Linked DNA regions of Homo sapiens: region 2 is linked to region 1. Evidence: read pairs that join two places in POLR2A ChIA-PET (ENCODE). Cell type or tissue: OCI-LY7. All regions are shown on one strand. Links, peaks and the distances in the headings refer to the core of each region. The heading gives the core; the rest is flanking DNA. Region 1 overlaps LCMT1 (leucine carboxyl methyltransferase 1). Region 2 overlaps ARHGAP17 (Rho GTPase activating protein 17).

Region 1 (2,500 bases), core at 1-2,500:
AGTTGTGCACCACCATGCCTGGCTAATTTTTGTGTTTTTAGTAGCAAGCCATTTTATTAGGCAGCAATTTGCTGGTCTTCTCTGCGACCCCCATTTTACATAGAGACTAACCCATTCAGGGTGGAGGTGAAGGGAACAGGATAACAAATATAGCTTCCTTTGTGTTAACATTCATCTGCTCAGTTTCCTGACCCATACTATTATTTTTCATATGATCTCACAATTTTCAGGTTTACCCGAGTCCAGAGTGGCTTTCATTATAGCCATGAAAGGCACATTTCCAAGATGGACTTTAGACGTTTCAATGTAAAACACTTATTTTTCATACATAAAACTATAGCTCATTTTTTCAAAGGTAGTTAATTGCTTCATGAAATAGATTATACTTACCTTGGTTCAGATGCCTTTAACCAAAAAAAAAAAATTTGAAAGTTGCTGTTTCTCCCATAGAGTCTGCAGATTAACCTCTGACACTGCAGAAGGGCGCATGCTCTCTGTTTTGCTCTTCTCCTGGGGTGGGCTTCACAGGGATAATTTCTGTCATCACTGGGTGATAGCTTGTTTCTGTGCCTCCCCTCCCCCCTAGGATATTTTGCTCGAGTCCATGGTGTCAGTCAGCTTATAAAGGCATTTCTACGGAAGACAGAATGTCATTGTCAAATTGTCAACCTTGGGGCAGGCATGGATACCACCTTCTGGAGATTAAAGGTATGTTCAAATTCCCCTCCTCCCTCCCCAAGTGTTTAGATTTTTTTCGTTAGATTTTCACCTAATTCGAAATGTAAACATATATTAAAAGTTATGCAGCGAAAGCCTGTCTCCCACCCCTGTCCCATCTGCCTAGATGCCCCTACGACTCTCAGTCCTGTTTTATCTCACCAGGGCCCTGGTGACAGATATTTTAGGTTGTCTCTAATTGTTGTTACAAATGGAGCTATAATAAAAATCCTTATATTTCCCTCAGTATGAGTAGAAATATGTCAGGAGGAGAAATTCTACCAGTAGAATTGCTGGAATGGAGAGCTCATGCATGCATTTGTAACTTTTTTTTTTTTTTTTTGAGCCAGAGTCTTGCCCTGTCACCCAGGCTGGAACGCAATGGCACAATCATGGCTCATTACAGCCTCGAACTGCTGGGCTTAAGCAATTCTCCCACATCAGTCTCCCAAGTAGCTGGGACCACAGGCATGCGCCACCACATCTGGCTAATTTTTTAAGTTTTTGTGTAGAGACAGCGGTCTCACTATGTTGCCCAGGCTGGTCCTGAACTCCTGGCCTCAAGCGATCCTCCTGCCTCAGCCTCTCAAAGTGCTGGGATTATAGGCATTAGCCACTGCGCCCAGCCTATATTTGTAATTTTGACAGTAACTAAGATTTTGTCAGGATAATGGCTTCTTGGGTAAAATTTGGAGATTCATATGGCTGGGTGATGATAATATGTTGCAAAGCCATTTTGTAATCTTTTTCTGATTTGGTCTCTTAACTGCTCTGTTAGAGTATGAATGCAGGTCTAATTACATTCTCAGAGGGAAAGAAAACTGGAGTGTGGTCTTTGGCTCCTGGGCTTAGGTTTTTTTTTTTTTTTTTTTTTTTTTTTTTTGAGACAGTCTTGCTCCTCTGTTGCCCAGGCTGGAGTACAATGCCACAATCTTGGCTCACTGCAGCCTCCACCTCCCGGGTTCAAGCGATTCTCCTGCCTTAGCCTCCTGAATAGCTTGGACTACAGGTGCACACCACCATGTCTGGCTAATTTTTGTATTTTTAGTAGAGACGGGGTTTCACCGTGTTGGCCAGGCTGCTCACAATCTTCTGACCTTGTGATCTGCCTACCTCGGCCTCCCAAAGTGCTGGGATTACAGGCGTGAGCCACCGTGCCTGGCCTCCTGGGCTTAGATTTTAATAGCCAAACCGTTTCCCTACAAAGTCCTCACTAATTGGCCGGGCATGGTGGCTCACACTTGTAATCCCAGCACTTTGGGAGGCTGAGGTGGGCAGATCACTTGAGGTCAGGAGTTAGAGACCAGCCTGGCCAACATGGTGAAACCCTGTCTCTGTTAAAAACAGAAATTAGCTGGGTGTGGTGGTGGGCACCCGTAATCCTAGCTACATGGGAGGCTGAGGCAGGAGAATTGCTTGAACCCAGGAGATTGTGGTTGCAGTGAGTCGAGATCATGCCACCGCACTCCAGCCTGGGCGACGAGTGAGACTTCGTCTCTTAAAAAAAAAAAAAAAAAAAGTCCTCACTAATTGCATTTTTTTTTTGTAGGTTTGTACAGATTTTGCTTGGTTCTTCTGTCAGGTCCGTCATGTGACAGTAATGGGAACGTGCATTTCTCCAGATTTTTTGCGGATGTTGACCAAGACCCACTTATCTGTTTTGTCCCCTAATCAGTTCACCTGATATGAAGGTCTTTGGTCATCAGAGCTCTCAACCCTTCTCTTATTGAAGTGAGAAATCAGTGACTTCAACAGAGTGTGGGTATTTCTTTGCCTCTGCATT
Region 2 (7,118 bases), core at 1,885-4,384, 120 kb before region 1:
AAGGAGATCGAGGACATTTCTCTGTCGCAATATAACAGTGAATACCCAATGTTACTTCAGATCACTATGGCCCTGGAAAGGAATGAACATTACAATCTAACCTCTTTTAACTCCTACTTTTTAAAAAGAGGGCTCCTATTTTTGAAGTGGGGCTTTCAGTCCCTTTTCCAAGATAAATAAGTTTAAAGTTTCAAATTTACAGATGAAAATTTCCTAATGGCTAGAAAATAAGGCAATGCTAAAATAAAGTGCTTATCAACTTCTTTAGATTTTTATTATGAAATATTTTATGTGCAAAGAACATATAGTGTGTATGTAAAGCATAATGAATAACAATAAAGCAAATGCACCCATCCATATCTCAAGAAAGTAGTTCATTACGAATGCCACTGACAAATTACTTATTTAGAGACAGGGTCTCACTCCATCACCCAGGCTGGAGCACGGTGGCAGGATCACAGTTCACTGCAGCCTCGACCTCCCAGGCTCAAGCGATCCTCCCACCTGAGCCTCCCAAGTAGCTGGGGACTACATGCACATGCTACCATGCCTGGCTAAACTTTTTGCGTGTGTAGAGACAGGATCTTGCTATGTTGCTCAGGCTGGTCTCAAACTCCTGGTCTCAAGTGATCCTCCCACCTCAGCCTCCCAAAATGCTGAGATTACAAGCATGGGCCACTGCACCCGGCTCACTGACAACTTTTCATACCACAAGCATTAGTCTCTAAACTACAAATGAAAGCAGGCAGCCCACAGCCAGATAATGCTTTCAGATGTTTTCTTTGGCCAACAGTGGGTTTTTTTCTTTTTAGTTGCCAACATTTAAATATCAAGAAACTTCACATGAAAATCAGCATTCTGGAGTATCATCAAAAATGGAAGATGTAGCTTCACTACTCCCACGTTCACCATGGCAACAAGTGGCTAGAACTGAAGAGCAGCTCTCCCCTTTGAATGAACATGTATTCACCAGTTCACTGCAGTCCCCACATTCCCTACTGTCCTATACCCGCCTCCCATTTCACTTATTTATTTTACCCAACCTGGCACTTCGGTTTGTGACCCCTGCTTATGTGATTGTGGTTTCCAACCTTTGGGAATATGGGAAATATTATTTACAGTAAAAAAATTTAACAGACTCTCAATAGGTATATAACTAAAAGTAAGACAAGTCCACAATCCCTATCACCATTTTGTAATCCAAAAAGTTCTAAAAAACAAATCTTTTTTTGTAACTTATTTGGCAATAAAAGTTGACCTGAACTGATATTAAACTATGCATAATCTTCATGCATATCCATTCAGTGGGAATATATGTATATATATTTTGCTATACTAATGTTTGATTATGGGATTTTGTCCCAGACCCCACTGGAAGTATTACATAACAACAATATATGCATATTATTACTTTTAGAAAAATCTGAAAAATTCTGAATTCTAAAACTTATCTGGCCCAATGATTCCAGATAAGGGACTGTGGGCCTATTACACTTTTAATCCCTACCTTTAAGAAAATACAAACACAGCGAACAGATGAGAGTTTAACATTTTTACATGGATTTGTACTTCACTAGTTACTACAGCATCTACCTACACTTGAGAAACTGAAATAGAATGATAAAGGTGAAACATCCTGTGGTCTGACAAAAATGCACGGTGCACGTACTGACTGCAGCGCCCTAGGCCATAATCAAACTTGGAAGGTTTTGCCTCGTCCACTCTGCTACAAAGGCAATTCCATAATAGCGTAACATGCCGCTTACACATATAAAAATGATGCTAAATGAACATATCCTTTTATGGTTCAAATTTACAGATGAAAATTTTCTACTGGTTCATCATTTTTATGGTTTTAGAGTTCATTTCTTCCCCCCAGTAAAGAATGGATTTTCACTCAACTATAAATACTTCTGGATTTCTTAACATGTAAACTACATAATAAGGCCATAAAAGATGAGATTGAGAAGCTGCTGCAACGACAAGAGGACCTCTTTCCACCCTGCTCTATGGAGAGGTTGATGGAATCCACTCAGATTGAAGCAAAGCACACATTACCTATCCCTTCTCAGAAATACTGTTCAGAGTTCCCCTAGAAAAGGCAGAGTGGGCAGGCGTGGTGGCTCACGCCTGTAACCCCAGCACTTTGGGAGGCCAAGGTGGGTGGATCACCTGAGGTCAGGGGTTCAAGACCAGCCTGGCCAACATGGCAAAACTCCATCTCTACTAAAAAATACAAAAATTAGCCAGGCTTGGTGGCTCATGCCTGTAAGCCCAGCTACTCGGGAGGCTGAGGAAGGAGAATCGCTTGAACCCAGGAGGTGGAGGTTGCAGTGAGTCGAGATTGTACCACTGCACTCCAGTCTGGGCGGCAGAGCGAGACTCCGTCAAAAAAAAAAAAAAAAGGGTGGGGGGAAGGAAAGGTAGAGTGAAGATCAGTGGGAGGAAAAGGACACAGTGGAGTGGGTGAGGGATGCAGAATGTTACTGCTGGCAACGTAAGGATAAGGTTTGTGATCATCAAATACAGGCAGGGCTGACTCAGGGAAGAGAGATGAGATTCATTCAATTCGGCAGCAGGGGACTGTTCTGGGATCAGTAGGTAGAGACACATTTTGACTCAGTGTGAGAATTCACATTGCTGGTAGTGGATCCAACTACCTAGTGAGTGGTCCATTCTACATACCTCCTAGGAGTGGAAGACTCCTAGAGGTCATTAGATCTCTGTGATCAGAATTTATAGCTGCTGCAGAATCAGAAACCTGGGTTTGGGTCCACGGCTCTGTCTCTTGCGAGCTTGATGACCTCTTTGATCTCTGGCTTCCTCATCATTAAATCAGAAATAAGTAACATCACCTCAGAGGGTGGCTATGAGAATGCAATGAAATAAAAGTATGCAAAGCACCAAGCCCAGCAGCTTCATAAGCACAGAAGATGTTTAATAAACATTAATAAACACTAATCCTTCCCTGGTGAAGAGGCAGCCCAGTTCCTGTACTCAAAAGCACTTGGGAACCACAGGAAGAGGCCCTGGACCCAAGCCATGCCTCAGCCACTACTCAGTAACTGTGCAAACTTAGAAAGTCAGGTTTCTTCCTCTTTTTTTTCTTTTTTTTTTTGAGACAGGGTCTTGCTCTGTCACCCAGACTGGAGTGCAGTGGCATGATCTCAGCTCACTGCAGCCTCGACTTTCCAGGCTCAGTTGATCCTCCCACCTCAGCCTCCCAAGCAGCTGAGACAGGCAAACACCACCACTCCTGGCTAGTTTTCTGTATTTTTTGTAAAGACCGGGTTTCACCATGTTGCTCAGGCTGGTCTGAAATTCCTGGGTTCAAGTGATCCTCCTACCTCGGGCTCTCAAAGTGTCAGGATTACAGGCGTGAGCCACCCCACCCCACCCAGCCAGGTTTCCATCTTTGTCAGAGAGAAGTTATCATTGTCAGGAGACGAAATCCAAGCCAGGTGGTTTAGTACAGCACTTTGTAAACTAAACCACCATAGAAATGTTATAGACTGTTACTATCAGACCTTTTCAAGATTTTAGTAAAGAAAGGATGAGCTGTTTTTCAACAAATCCAAAGAACTGAAAACATCAGGGTAAGGTACAGGGGAATAAATGAAAAAGAGGGACTGTCAATTTCTGAGTCCTTCTAGACAAGCAGTTGGGTGATCCACAGAAATATTTTGTTCAGCTGCATATAGTGTCCCCGTAGTTTAATTTGGATTAAACGCCAGCTAGTTAAAATGCAGATTTCAGGAAAACTCCACAGGTGGTCCACACTGGGCCTACATTACCACAGCAGCCCCTTTGGTGGGACACAGTCCTCCAGGTCCCCTGAGGCCTTCACATGGCCCAAAGCACTGATTCATTTTACTGGCCTCGCCCTCTAGGCATTTGGGTTTACAACCTTGGGTTCTCAAAAAACAACTATCTGTGAAAGCATTCAGACCTCCAAGGGAAACTTCAGTCAGGGAAGAAATCAACACCCAAGGAGACACTCCCTATCAGAGCCTCAGTACTATGCTCTCCTAGTTGTCTCTCAAATTTTTTTTCTCCTTGATACTTCTGTAACTTCAAGGTCTTCATCCCAGTGTACTCCTTCCTCTACTCAAGACATCATCTCCCCAAAAACACCATTGGTGATGATCTGCATCTAAGGGTTTTCAAGAAACAAAACATCTCTCTTTTTAGCAGGGCTACAAAAGACACACCATGACCTTTATTTCTTGCCTGATTACCACCCATTACCATCCACTCTCAGTCCATATGGTTTGGGTGCGCTGACTCCAGTCCATTTCTGGGGAAAGGCATGTGACCCAGAAGCATTCAGAGCCAATCCTGGGACTCGGGCCACAGTGACTGCGAGATGAGTATTCTTTCCCTCTGAGACTTGGAAGATGTGGAAGTCTCCCAGTGGACACAGTGCCTACCTAAAGAGTGGAACCGAGGCCAGGCGCAGTGGCTCATGCCTGTAATCCCAGCACTTTGGGAGGCCAAGGTGGGCAGATCATCTGAGGGCAGGAGTTTGAGACCAGCCTGGCCAACATGGCAAAACCACATCTCTACTGAAAATACAAAAATCAGTCGGGCATGGTGGTACAGGCCTGTAGTCCCAGCTACTTGGGAGGCTGAGACGGGAGAATTGCTTGAACCTAGGAGGTGGAGGCTGCAGTGAGCCGCGCCACTACACTCCAACCTGGGTGACAGAGCCAGACTCCGTCTCAAAAAAAAAAAAAAAGAGTGGAACCCCCAGAAGAAGCCAAATCTGCAGCCACACTACTTATTAGAGGCTCTTTTGGTCACTTATGAGCCAATCAATTCCCGTCTTTGCTATGAACTGGGTTTTCTTACAACCAAAAGAGACCTAATCAATACAAGAGATATTTGAAATAAGGGCTTGAAAATGAAGGCAGAGAAAGGTGCTCAGATTTTCTCCTCTGGGAAGCTTTTGTTACCTCCCTCAATCCAATGACAGCTGGGTTTTGCTCTGTGCATTAGCCATCCCTCTTAAGCACTTATCTCATGTATATAATTATTTTTTGCCTGCCTACCTCTTCCACGTATCTCCTGAGCTCCCTCAGGGCAGAAACCATGCCCGTATTCACCTTTGATTCTTTAATACCCTGGATAACAGGACACAGTGTAGGCTCAACAAGTGTCTGTTGAATGCATGAATCAACAAAAGGCAGGTGGACTAAAAGAACCATCCTACTTCTCTTCTTTGGGACACTCACACCATGAGACCACCTCATAAGCCTTGCCCCTGTGAGTTTCAGGCCGTCTTCTCAAATAGACTTACCCACCCATCGTAAACAAACTGCATCATGCGAACTCATTCCTTCCAGGCATTACTAATTCTCTACAAGTCCCTCCCCTGGAACCTTACAGTGAAAGTACTCAAAGGTCTCCCTTCTGAGGAGAATATCTCACTGCAAGACACCACCTAGAATTCCACAAATTGATAAACCAAAACACGATGGGCATGACATTCACATATATAACTTCCTTCTCCACCTAGATCGCAGGGGCGAAAACAAAAAAACCCTTTGCTTTGTAGCCTTCATCTTGACCTAAAAACACCCAGAATCCTGATTCTGGGGCCAACCAACCACCTACTTCCAAGCAGTAACAATTCTAGGCACTCTCCAGCCTCCGTTTATCTTCCTTAGTCCTTTCTGATTACTTAAGCAGAAAACACATACACACACACATCTAGGAAATCAACAGCAAGGAAGCAACAGGTTTCCCAGTTAAAAACAGATGTTCTGACTTTGGGTGCATAATTGCCACACCCTTAATAGTTCTGTAATAGCTTCAGCTTCCACTGGCATCTAGCAATAAAGATTTTTAAAGACAGTCAAAGGTCAGGCCCAGAATTACAGCTCCAGCATGAATCACCATCTACTCTATCCACTTCATGTTTTCCCATACTCGGGCCCACACCACCAAGGCGATCTAGTAAGAACTCAAATACCAGAATTAACAATGTCTACTGCACCCTGGCCATGGGGTAGGAACCACAGCAGACCCTGGGAATCAAAGGAGACACAGCAAGGACTCTCAAGGTATTTATCTGATGGAGAACACACACAAGAGGCAGTCACAGCACAGAAAAGCAAGTGCTACACAGGATTACAAGAACGCCCAGGAGAGGCATCCAATCTATGCTGTAGCATCATAGAAGGCCTTTCAGAGGCAGAGGGACCTTTCCCAGAAGGCTGAAGAATGAGCAAGAGGTGCCTGGAGAAAAGGTGTGGTGGGAGAGGCTTCCAGGAGTTCCAAGTAGATGCTAGCAGGTAAGAAAGCAAGACCTCCTGTGGAAACTGAAGGTAGGCAAGCATGGCCGGAATTTTAAAATGTGAAGGTGCCAGGCAAGGTGGCTCACGCTTGTAGTCCCAGAACTTTGGGAGGCCAAGGCAGGCAGATCAGTTGAGGCCAGGAGTTCGAGACCACCCTAGGCAACATGGCAAATCCCCACTCTACAAAAAATACAAAAATTAGCGGATGTGGTGGTGCCCACCTGTAGTTCCAACCACATAGGTGGCTGAGGCGAGAGGGTCGCTTGAGCCCAGGGAAGTCAAGGCTGCAATGAGACAAGATCGCACCACTGCACCCCAGCTTGGGTGACAAAGGGAGACCCTGTCTCAAAAAAAAAAAAAAGTGTGAAGGGAGAAGCCTCTAAGATGACCCAGGAGTCAAAGAGACCCTAAATAGCTTGGTAGATTTAAGTCTCAGAACTTTGTATAAAAAGAGTGAAAGTCCCTTACCTGTCACGAACAATGTAAAAACAAGCCAAACGACTATTTGACAAATGTATCTTGGCACTTACTAAATACTAGTTCCACAATGCACGTTGCTCAGAACACTAACAAGGGTACGAAACTCACAAGAAATTATCATGTGCTTGTAAACTGTTCCTTGAAACATCAGCCGCCATTACCACACGTCTACCTTCCTCTCAGCATTATTTCTTTAATTTTCCTGCAAATAACAGAAAAGTAGGTTTGTCTGGGCTTTAGGGGCAGCGATTAACCCTGAAAATAAGAGTTAATTCTCACCACAATAATACGGTAGGGAATCGAAAAAATTAAACAAGGAAACTAAGCAAAAAGATGGAG

The links. ChIA-PET counts read pairs that join two places held together with the same protein. Peaks named below come from ENCODE experiments on the same cell type or tissue, not always from the same donor. Only the 100,000 strongest peaks of a DNase experiment are listed, where the experiment ranks them.
Region 2: POLR2A ChIA-PET joins it to region 1 with 9 read pairs; 3 of 35 experiments call an interaction of 5 or more read pairs at or near these places.

What each region holds. Positions count from the first base shown.
Region 1 is chr16:25,131,816-25,134,315 of GRCh38, forward strand. LCMT1 (leucine carboxyl methyltransferase 1) reads left to right here. Exons shown (of 11, transcript NM_016309.3): 3 at 587-708. Among named protein-coding and RNA genes, the nearest start is that of LCMT1-AS2, 16 kb to the right of the region's middle. In OCI-LY7, for the core only: no CTCF peak of the experiment used is centred there; no DNase peak of the experiment used is centred there.
Region 2 is chr16:25,006,976-25,014,093 of GRCh38, forward strand. The region is part of intron 1 of ARHGAP17 (Rho GTPase activating protein 17); the gene reads right to left. Among named protein-coding and RNA genes, the nearest start is that of ARHGAP17, 4.8 kb to the right of the region's middle. RefSeq lists an enhancer at 3,193-3,292. In OCI-LY7, for the core only: no CTCF peak of the experiment used is centred there; a DNase peak (open chromatin) is centred at 3,049.